3 separate regions of the Homo sapiens genome follow, and all the other regions are linked to region 1. The links are chromatin contacts, found by Hi-C or POLR2A ChIA-PET in ENCODE. All regions are on one chromosome and are shown on one strand. The core of a region is the stretch at or near the end of the contact, and the rest is flanking DNA. Distances in the headings are between cores, read along the strand shown. Region 1 overlaps ATP10A (ATPase phospholipid transporting 10A (putative)). Region 2 overlaps ATP10A (ATPase phospholipid transporting 10A (putative)). Region 3 overlaps ATP10A (ATPase phospholipid transporting 10A (putative)).

The links. A loop is a pair of places that touch in the nucleus more often than their neighbours do. ChIA-PET counts read pairs that join two places held with the same protein, here RNA polymerase II (POLR2A). Pooled maps may share reads with other maps.
Region 2: a loop to region 1 is called in a map of OCI-LY7, with 4 times the contacts of the local background. The contact joins two enhancer-like sites. A Hi-C loop is called at or near these places in 20 of 168 maps with a recorded cell type or tissue (CD14-positive monocyte, Caco-2, GM12878 and 11 more), 26 of 37 single-sample maps with no recorded cell type and 32 of 50 pooled maps. POLR2A ChIA-PET finds 5 or more read pairs at or near these places in 7 of 52 experiments (AG04449, IMR-90, OCI-LY7 and 4 more).
Region 3: a map of naive thymus-derived CD4-positive, alpha-beta T cell shows a loop between it and region 1 (4-fold over the local background). The contact joins two enhancer-like sites. A Hi-C loop is called at or near these places in 8 of 168 maps with a recorded cell type or tissue (CD4-positive, alpha-beta T cell, CD4-positive, alpha-beta memory T cell, CD8-positive, alpha-beta T cell and 3 more), 13 of 37 single-sample maps with no recorded cell type and 18 of 50 pooled maps. POLR2A ChIA-PET finds 5 or more read pairs at or near these places in 8 of 52 experiments (CD4-positive, alpha-beta T cell, CD4-positive, alpha-beta memory T cell, OCI-LY7 and 4 more).

What each region holds. Positions count from the first base shown.
Region 1 is chr15:25,843,750-25,846,996 of GRCh38, reverse strand. The region is part of intron 1 of ATP10A (ATPase phospholipid transporting 10A (putative)); the gene reads left to right. Among named protein-coding and RNA genes, the nearest start is that of MIR4715, 3.5 kb to the left of the region's middle. RefSeq lists an enhancer at 1,081-1,922. Within about 2 kb of position 1,793, at least 2 of the 41 ENCODE cell types and tissues checked have a DNase peak (open chromatin) inside an H3K27ac peak, as active enhancers do; they include OCI-LY7, where a contact is called at or near this core.
Region 2 is chr15:25,791,973-25,795,219 of GRCh38, reverse strand. All of the region lies in intron 1 of ATP10A (ATPase phospholipid transporting 10A (putative)), which reads left to right. Among named protein-coding and RNA genes, the nearest start is that of MIR4715, 55 kb to the left of the region's middle. Within about 2 kb of position 1,744, at least 3 of the 41 ENCODE cell types and tissues checked have a DNase peak (open chromatin) inside an H3K27ac peak, as active enhancers do; they include OCI-LY7, where a contact is called at or near this core.
Region 3 is chr15:25,808,739-25,811,985 of GRCh38, reverse strand. The region is part of intron 1 of ATP10A (ATPase phospholipid transporting 10A (putative)); the gene reads left to right. Among named protein-coding and RNA genes, the nearest start is that of MIR4715, 38 kb to the left of the region's middle. RefSeq lists an enhancer at 61-561. Within about 2 kb of position 1,250, at least 3 of the 41 ENCODE cell types and tissues checked have a DNase peak (open chromatin) inside an H3K27ac peak, as active enhancers do.

The DNA of each region.
Region 1 (3,247 bases), core at 544-3,043:
CAGCCACAGTCTTCAGATGTTTTTGATCTCACACCTCTATCAGTAAAAAGTGGGCATGTGCACCCAAAGTGGGGGTGTGTGTATTTATTTATAAATTACCGGCATGTAATGCATAAATATCTTATATCTATTGAAACATACAAAATATAAATGAAAATAAAATAAACCACAATTACAAACAAAGGTGGTAGTGTTTTTCTGCACTCCTGTGATGGTGTATGTTTTTGTGTGTGGGCATCACTTTAGGCACCACTACCCAGAACATCTTCCAGGAGCTTTATGTTGTGATGTCATTTTAGATCACTGAAGGAACATTGCACGTGTCAGGCACGTGTCCGGCACATGTCAGGCTAGGTGATTCTCATGCTGTCTCTTTTATCCAGGGATGTTTAGGAAGGCTTGAAGAACGCTCAGCAGTGTGGGACCACCACCATGGTCTACCCTCATGCCCAGGGGTGGCCCTTCTGCGCTGAGCATGTCAGTTCTGAAGGTTGAGGCATGAGGGGTGGGGCGCTCTGACTCCTCCACTTCCTGGAAGTGGACCACGTGCTAACTTGGGGCTTGTCACTGTCACACTGAGCAGCTGAGCTGTGCTCCACTGGCACACACAGCCTTATAACCTTAAGCGTGTTCTATCTTGTGCTTTACTTTTAAAAAATTGTTTTATTATGGTGAAATATACATAACATAAAATTAGCCATTTAACCCTTTTAAGTGTGCAGTTCCGTGGAATTCAATACCTTCACATTGTTGTGAGCATCACCGCCGCCCTCCTCTCCAACACTTTTTATCCTCCCAAACGGAAACTTTGTGCCCGTGAAACACTAACTCCCCCTTCCCCCATGCCCAGCCCCTGGCAACAACCGTTCTGCATTCAGCCTCTACGAAGTGGACTGCCCTGGGTGTCTCACGTGAGCGGAATCACACAGTACTTGTCCTTTAGTGACCGGCTTATTTCACTCAGCATCGTGTCCTCAAGGCTCATCTGTGTTGGAGCATGTGCCAGAGCCTCCTTTCTGAGGCGGACACCATTCCATTGCATGAACCCACCACCACATCTTGTTTATCCATTCATCTGTTAAGGGACCCTTGGGCGCTTCCACCTTTTGGCTGTTGTAAACAGTGCTGCTGTGAACATGGGGGTACCAGTGTCTGTTTGAGTGTCTTGCCTTTTTCGTCCGTGGAGACATTCTGCATGGATTCCGGGACGGCTTTGTTGGGGTGGTGCCTAGGGCAGCATGCACCCTGGGGACCCTCCCACGGTAGCATTTGTGCTGCTCTCAGGACCTCTAGGGAGGTGGCCCCTTAACTCACTATGCTGCTGCTGCCAGTGGAGAGGTGTCGGGCCCTGGCTGGGTGTTTACTCCCCTCCCTGTAGTCCTTTGGCCAGGGAGCCCAGGAGAGTTGCTGTCAGCATGGGTGGGGTCGGGTGCCCTGTCTGTGGTCTTGTTGCCTAGATGTCATCCCACACTTTCTCTCAACCTTGACACTTCTTGTAAGGCCCTGCTCTCTGGTAACAGGGACATGACTGTGAGCTCGAGGCAGAGTATGCAAAACAGTTCCGGGGAGGCTCAGTGTGTATGTTGGTGGAGGTGGCCGGGCCTTATCACAGTTAACTTCGGCCATCACCCAGGTGGCCTGACACACACACACACACACACACACACACACACAAACACACAAACGGTCCGTGCTGATTTCCTGATTTTGAAGGCTTCACTTGGTCTTCTTGGCCTTTTGTTGAATATGTCACTGCCACCTTCGTTAATACATTCAGTCTGTGTCCCTTGTGCGTGCCCAGATTCCTGGCAGTCAGCAGTGAGAAGCTGCCTGCCAGCGCTCCCCGCAGTTCCCAAGAGGCACCAGCCAGAGGGGCTCTGTGAGAGGCGAGGTCTTGCTTGGTGAGTGTCCACCTCATCACACACTTTCTCCTGGTGTTTGGGGGGGATTTGTGGAGAACCACTTTCTCCGGGTATTTGGTAGGAGTTTATGGAAAACCTTTTCATTCATCCCTTTGCTATGGCCCTTGTTCAGGCCTGTGCCCCTTGGATAAAATCAGAAGCACACAGTGACTGGGGATGGGAGGGACAGGGAGAACAGCCATGCCTGAAACCTGTCATTTAAGACAAGCTGAAGCCACCTCATGTGCCGGTGCAGGCTGCCAGCCCCTCCTTGTCTCATTTTGCAGACAGGGGCTAAGCATGTCCCCAGACGGCAAGCCACAGGGTCCACAAGTGCTGGCTGTTTGGCAGCTCGTGCACAGCCAGGTCTGCCCTCCTCACTGCTCGCCCACCGCAGCCTCTCAGGGTGGTCCAGCCAGGAGGGGCAGGAGCCCTCTTCTTCCTTTGCCACTCAGGGTGCATGGGGCGGGCAGGAGGATCAGGTTGGGGGGCTGCACCCTGAGTAAGTGCTTGTTCTCCCTACATTTTAAAAGCTCACAGGAAAATGGAGAGTTTTTCCTGAAAGAAAACAATTTCAATTATTTGGTTTACTTTTGATTACCTGGACAATTAATATCCCTTTATTTTAAAATATGACATCATAAAATCAAATGGACTAGGAACATGGTGATAAAATAGAAAAATATCTCTTAAACTTCCTCAGTTTAGGAAGACCCATAAAATTCCCTTTTACTTGCCTCATAATTTAACTTGAGGTTGCAGTTTATGAGTCCTCCCTTTCGTAGAGGCTCCAGCTGGCAAAGACGTGCCGTGGAGAGAAACGCACCACCTGTTCCCTCAGGGTCCCTTCTACTGAATGGCAGATTCTCCCCTCGTCTTTATGAAAATGTTCAAATTGCAGTGTTGTGACACATACCCCTTGTAAATAACAAATATGCGAGCAAAGTGTATGACAGAGGTATGTTTTAATACCGTGTGCTTTGTGGCCTTGTATCATTAGTTTCTGAAATTTTGACTCCTTCATGTTCTTGGGGTGACAGTAAAATCAGGTGATCTCTCTATTCGATTTGTCTTGAACACAGGTATCCACTGTGGTGGGCGCTGTCTCAGTTTTGGCGGTGGGTGATAGTGTCATTTCAGACAAGCACTCTAAAACAGCTCCGCGAGACCATGGGAAGCAGGAAATCGGCTAAAAGGGAGACTCCAGCCCTTCCAGTGCCTGGTCCGTGTTCTTGAACTTAGTTTCTTGTGTTAACCGGAAAGTGCATCCAAAAATAGCTTCTAGAGTTAGTGGGGTCTGCGACGGGAGCTGTGGGCATGGCATGATTTTCCCAGATAGCTCAGAT
Region 2 (3,247 bases), core at 495-2,994, 52 kb after region 1:
CCTGGCTGATTCAGTCCCTCAGAAGGGGGCGCTGCTCATTGTTGTATGCTTGCGCGGTCACATAAGATACCTGGGATATAGCCAGTTGTAACCTACACAATTTTCCCAAAGAAAAAACAATTGTTTTTCCTAAATAAAGATAGGAGAGAACCACTGTGATTTAGCAATGCCCATTTCTCAGCACTTCCTATCTCCCAAATACTCTAAAATTGGGAGGTATGAGCCAGTTGAGTTTTGGGCCTTCCTTAGAGCTGCTGTTCCGACCTCCAGCTGTGAGTCTTTGGACGTTGACTCAACCCCCTCTTCATCCTGATAATGGGAATGGCACACCTTCCAGGGACACTGCCAAGACTGACTGGTGACAATGACCCTGCAATGGCCTTTGTGGAATCCACGTGTGTGGCCTCCAGAGAAGATGACCATCTGCATGGCCCTTCTCACTGTATTTTACCCAAGGAGGAAAACTCAGTTTGTAGTTAGTTCTGCGTTTCAGCCTTGTTATCCATTCTCGGAATATTACCGGGTAAAGTCAGTTTCGCGAGGGCACTGCTGCTGTTGATGCTTGACTGGGAAAATTGACGTCGGCTTCCAAGCCGGGATTCACAAAGGTGTCTTAGGTCACTGCACACTGTGCCCAGGGAAATCATGTCTCCATGGTATATTTTGATCCATGTGTTAAAGTCCCCTCTATTCCCAGGGCTGGATCTTCCAAGACGGGGCAGTGTTTGTTTGCTTAAGGTACTTTACTGATCATACTCTGTAGCCCATTACAATTTAGGGATATTTGCAGTAAATATGTTATGGAGAAATATTGTGATATTTTTTGGAGATATTTCCAGAGATTTTTTTTTTGCTTCTTATATTTATTTATTTATTAAAGAGGTTGCTTTGTGATTTTTAATTCTGCGTGGTAGGAGAAGCCAGCCTCTGGGCAGGGTGATGTTAGTAAGGGACTGATCGGAGGGTGAGTGCTTTCAGTAAGTTGTTGCAAGAGAAGCCTCAGGGAAAGGCACATCTGAGGGCTTTGACCCAGGCTGCCACCTTCACATGAGTGAGAAAATCAATCTGCCTGTCTGGCTTTTAATCCCCTCATAATGAAAAATGAGAGAGAGGGACCTTATAATCAGTGAAGCCTTTTCATCTTCAGAATTCTGATTTAGAGGAATCAGGGGACTCTGGGGAAATGGTGTCCTGGACAAAACCCTTCTCTCCCTCCCATACACATCCTGAATGAGGTAGCTGCTGTATCCCTGGGCATCTGGGGCAGGACTTGGGTTCCCTGGGTCCCTAGACAGCACTGGTGGGGCATCGGAGAACCCTGGGGTGAGTCCCACAGAGCAGAGCATCTTGGAGGAAACTTGGGCTTGCAGAGGTCTGGGGGCCTCCAGTGGAAAAGAGGTCAACTGTGCATGCAAAGGCGACTGGATGCCCTGGTTCCCCAGGCTGATTTTCCCTTGCTTCTGAGGGAGGATTGGGGGAAGTTATGTGCCCACAACTCTTGGGAGGCCACTTCACCTTTTCTAAGAAAGGGATCTGCCATCACTTTAGAAAGCTGACCCAAGCATGCTATGCTAACCAAAATAGTAACCACTCATCCGCAGGGTCCTGGCTGCCAGGGAGCGGAAGAGGGTTTGGACAAACAGAACTCACACCCAGCGAAGTGGAGCTGCTGGGGAAGACCTGTGGCCACTTACAGAGAACTACTTATAATCACTCAGGGAGCACAATGAGCACTTAGAAGGGGAAGTGGGGAAGGTGGTCTACAAAAATAGGAACAAAAACTGCACAGTACTCAGAAACTTAACAAGAGGCTTAGGAGCTTTATGAAGAAAGTGGCGATATCTTTTTAAAGGGTGTAAGTGTGCATGAGGCACTGCAGCATCTCCCAGGGCCCTGGGTGGGATGGGAAGAGCAGGTATGATTGCAGTGCTCATTCTCCCAAGAGCTGCATGCATTTCTATCTGGAGGCTTCTCTTGGAATTGAATAAAATGGCCTTAACATTTATGATGCCTCCAAATGAGCCAAGACAGTCTTAAAAATAAGATTGAGGCCAGGTGCAGTGGCTCATGCCTGTAATCCCAGCACTTTGGGAGGCCGAGGTGGGTGGATCACCTGAGGTCGGGAGTTCGAGACCAGCCTGACCAACATGGAGAAACCCTGTCTCTACTAAAAATACAAAAATTAGCTGGGCATGGTGGCGCATGCCTGTAGTCCCAGCTACTCGGGAGGCTGAGGCAGGAGAATTGCTTGAACCTGGGAGGTGGAGGTTGCGGTGAGTCAGGATCGCACCACTGCACTCCAGCCTGGGGAACGAGAGCAAAACTCCATCTCAAAAAAAAAAAAAAGATTGAAAAGGAGCAACTTTTTGTAACAGATATTGGAACTGGGGCTGCAGGTGAAGTTGTGCAGGTAAAGATGGTCTCAGCGATGAGAGCCCTGCCCTGGCAGGGGAGATGGAACTCAAAGCAACAAAATTGACATTCCAAACAAGTCTCCTGGAGGTGAATTAACACTCTGGAGGTGCCTGGTGCAGTGCGTGCTTCGTGCTCTAAGATCTGAATTCTAAACGCGGGCCTCACCCTCACCAGGCCAGTGCTTGGGGGGTTGGGGTTGGACATCCACATAGAGGCTGCAGTAGGCCATCTAACCCCCGGGAGCATTTGCAGGGTCATTTAAATACATGCAACATCTGTCACCCACGTGGGTCTGGGGTTGGCCCCCTTTTCTATGACAAATGACCTGCATGGGTGTTTGTTGAGGCTTTGGGGCATCCCGCCTAAGCCCTCCTGGTGGCTATGGGACCTCAGACTGGCTGGGGCAGGGGGAGGGCTGGTGGCCACTGTCTTTGCAGAGAGCAGAGCAGGACCTCCCCAGTGTGCTGGCCCAGGGCCCTGTCTCTGGGCTCCACCCTGAGCAGGTACCTTTGCATGAAGACTCCTCTCAGCGCTGAAGCTAATGGTGGCACTGATCCAACATACTGTACTACCATGCCATGTGGGGTTGACATGAGAAAGGACAAGTAGATTAATGGAACCTAATAAGCCCAAATCAAATGATATTATCTGTAACAGAGTGGGTATGTAGGTTCAGTGGGAAAAGAACTAGTTAGCAATATTGACACAATTGGCTGTCTGGAAGAAGCAGCATTGGATGCTCAGGTCGTAACAGAGGAAAATGAACATCAGTTGGTTTGACCATTTAAATGTTTGTTTTAAAAAAAAAATACTCTGCACTCCTCCCACAAAA
Region 3 (3,247 bases), core at 1-2,500, 34 kb after region 1:
GCTTCTGCACCAGCTGGGGCTGGAGCGCTTTGCCCACTGGCAGCTTCCAGCCGTGTGCCTCGGTTTCCTCTGGCATCGGGGTGGGTGTGAGCTGTGTTGGCCCTTGCAGAGTGGAGAGCAGTCCATGCAGGTGCAGCCAGCTTGGACAGGTGCGTGATGGGAGGACAAGCCCACATCCATCTGGACGAGGAAGTGCTACGAGGTCAGGCTGGGTCAAACCTTGGTCTCCTTGCCACTGATAAACCACCATGCATGGTCCCTGGACTCTTGACGCCTGTGGTGTCTCTGGGCTCCCAGCGTTTTCTCCCCACAATCTCACAAGTGGTTTTTCACTTCCTTCTTGTAAACTTTCAGATCACGTCCCACCTATGCACTGGTCTTGCTACAAACACTTACCAAATAGTAGAGGGGAGTGTGCACTCCTCTAACAAGAGCTGCGTTGGATGGGCCCATCCACAGAAAGCCGGGAGGGATGCCCGGGTGTGCAGTTTCCACATGGGGAAGTCATTGGAAGGCTTCTAGCATGTTCCATGCCATTTGTTTTGTCTCCTCATCCTTACTTCTTGTTCCTTTTTTTGTTTCCTCCTCTCCTTTCTTCTCCCAGCTCTGCCTTATGTCTTTGGGGATCCTTCACTCCCTTGATGGCCTAGAACTGGGCAGAAAGAAAAGTTTGCCTCTGTCCTCCTCTTTCCTCTCACTCACTCCAATCCCTTATCCGCAGAGAGCCTGCTGGAGTCCAGGGAAGTCCGTTTCTGCTGGGGACATCCCAGCCTCCGCCTTCTGGGTCCGGGCAGTGCCCCTGGATACTGACTTCTCCCTCCCTGTTGTGTCCCACCTCGCGCTGAATCGTCCAGGACCTGTTTTGCTATTTTGTCTGGGGACTTAAGGCTGTTCATGGGCTTTAATCAATGCAAGGAAGTAAAATTCCTGCCAAGCTGCCCTTAAGGTCATCTGGGGGAGACCCCGCCATGTAACATGATCCTCCCGCCTCCTTCCAGCCCCAGCTTCATTATATGTAAAGCTAGGCTTCTGCTGACTCTCAGATCAGACCGTCCTGGCTTTGTGTGCCTTTGTAAGGCTGTGGTTACACCTGAGGATCTCGGCTGCCCTCCTCTTAGCTGTCAGACGTAGTTGATGGTGCTTGGGTCTTGGCTGCACCTCACCTTCCTGGCTCTGAAAATGAGTCACTAACCACCTCGATTCCTCGTGTTGGAATCCCTGGCGTGCTATTTTCCGTGGGAGGCTTTTACTTTTAGAACCTGGGCAGCCCTGGGCTCCTCGTCCTGCCCAGGGCGGTGCTGGCTCGTTTTTCAGACCGTGGTACAAACAGGCCTTGTTGATCTTGTGCCTTTTGTAGGCAGGTATGAGGTAAAGCCCTGGTGGATATATAACCTGACTTTAGTTTGGCTACTGCTTTCTTTGACCGGCTTTTACCCGTGTGTGTTTTCAACTTTTGCAAAACAGTCCCCGTGCCCAGAGTCCCAGTGGCACTGCTACACTTGGAAAATAAGCAACTAAACACATGATGCCCATTCCTAGGACATCCTCAGATTTAAAGGAACCATAAGAACCTCGGGCTGGGCTGGAACTGCTGATAAGCAGTGGTGACAGCTGAGCGGTGCAGGTACCTAGGGCTTGGTCCCGGTAGGTGACTCACAGAGCTGTCCTCCCTGTGGGCTCTGCCCTCTCGGGTGACCAGGGACAGGGAACGTTAGGGGATCTTAAGCCAGGCCCTTGGGCTTTCTGACAGCAGATCTTATTAGAAGGTCTGGGGGGAAATGAGGAGCATGAGAATGGTTTTCCTGCTCTAGCCCCGCATCCATCATCTCCCCAACACGTCCCCACTGTGGGTCACTGGGAGTGATCAGGAAGTGATGTGGAAACCCTCAGCAAGGGTTCTAGTTGCTAGGTGATGAGCCTAATGTGTAAGACTAGGTTCCACTATGGACGTTCCGTCATTTTTTTTTTTTTTGTAATGACCTTCTTCCCGTTTGGATGGTTCACCATGCATGTCCCAGATTTTCTGGAAGTGCTTGTAGCTCTCCAGCTTGGGCGACTTGGAACCTGTGACTACCAGGGCAGGCCACTTCTTCATGGGTGACCCAGGCAGCAGCGGTCCAAGGTGGAACTGAAAATGAAGGTTGTGGGAAACAGGACTAGGTGTCTCCAGTCCCTTCCTCACCTGTCATGTGTTTTAGGATCTTCCCGTGCTTAAGTTACAGTATGTTGCTGGAGACGAGAGATTAAATGCAGGAGTGGGGTTGTCTTCCTGCCTTCCCAGCCCGTCTGTGGGGAACAGCACTGTTCTCAGGCACGTAGTACATATATGGAACCATGAGTGAGTTTGAGATTTTCTCAAGAAGAAAAGGAAAATGAATAAAAACGAAGGGTTTAAAGCAGAAATTGAATAATGTATTACTTTGAAGATAGGCTTTACAAAAAGAATATCATTCTTGAATAAAGTAAATTTGCCCTGTTTATTCTTAAAAGCTCACAGCAAATTTTTGATGAAGCAGATGGATTTCTTAAATTAAGGTTTGATACTCCATTTGATTTTTTCCTTCTCTGTGATTTTAAAATAAAATTTATTCCTTAGAGAAAATCAGAGTAAAATGCATGTTCTCCATTCCTCCACCATGCAGTAAGCCGTGTCTGAAGGTTTGGGGAGTGCATGCCTGGGTCATGTCTCACCCCGCCCGACGTATGCTCCTCTCTCCCATCTCATGGGCTCTTCATGTGACATCCTGCAGGGCCCACCCCACCCCACACTCAGTTGGGCTCTTTCTGGTGGTGGCTTCATCCCATCTGCGGCCACTGGGGAGCCCTGACCCACAGTGTAGACTCTTCCATCCTTCAGGAAGCATCTGCAGGGCTCAGGTTTCAGGGACACAAGAGGGACATTCTCACTTAAGCATCATGTCCCCTCTCCCAACCCTGTGGCCCCTCTTCCATTAGACCCTTACTGCCTGTACCTGGCTTCTCCACATGCCCCACCTTCATCTCGTGGCCACGCAGTGAGAGCATCACACCCTCCCAACTACGTCCAGTCTTCCCTCAAAGCCTGGGGAACCTTGCTCTAGTGTTAATGCCTGTCCACCTTCCCCACCCTCTAATCCTAAACTCAAATCCCACCTCACTCAAGGAGCTGCTCCAGGTTCCCTCAAAGAATGTATGGCATTTGGCATAAAGTTGGTATACTGGCACAAAGATAATATAGATCCAGGTCAGCCACCCAATGGGGGAAAAG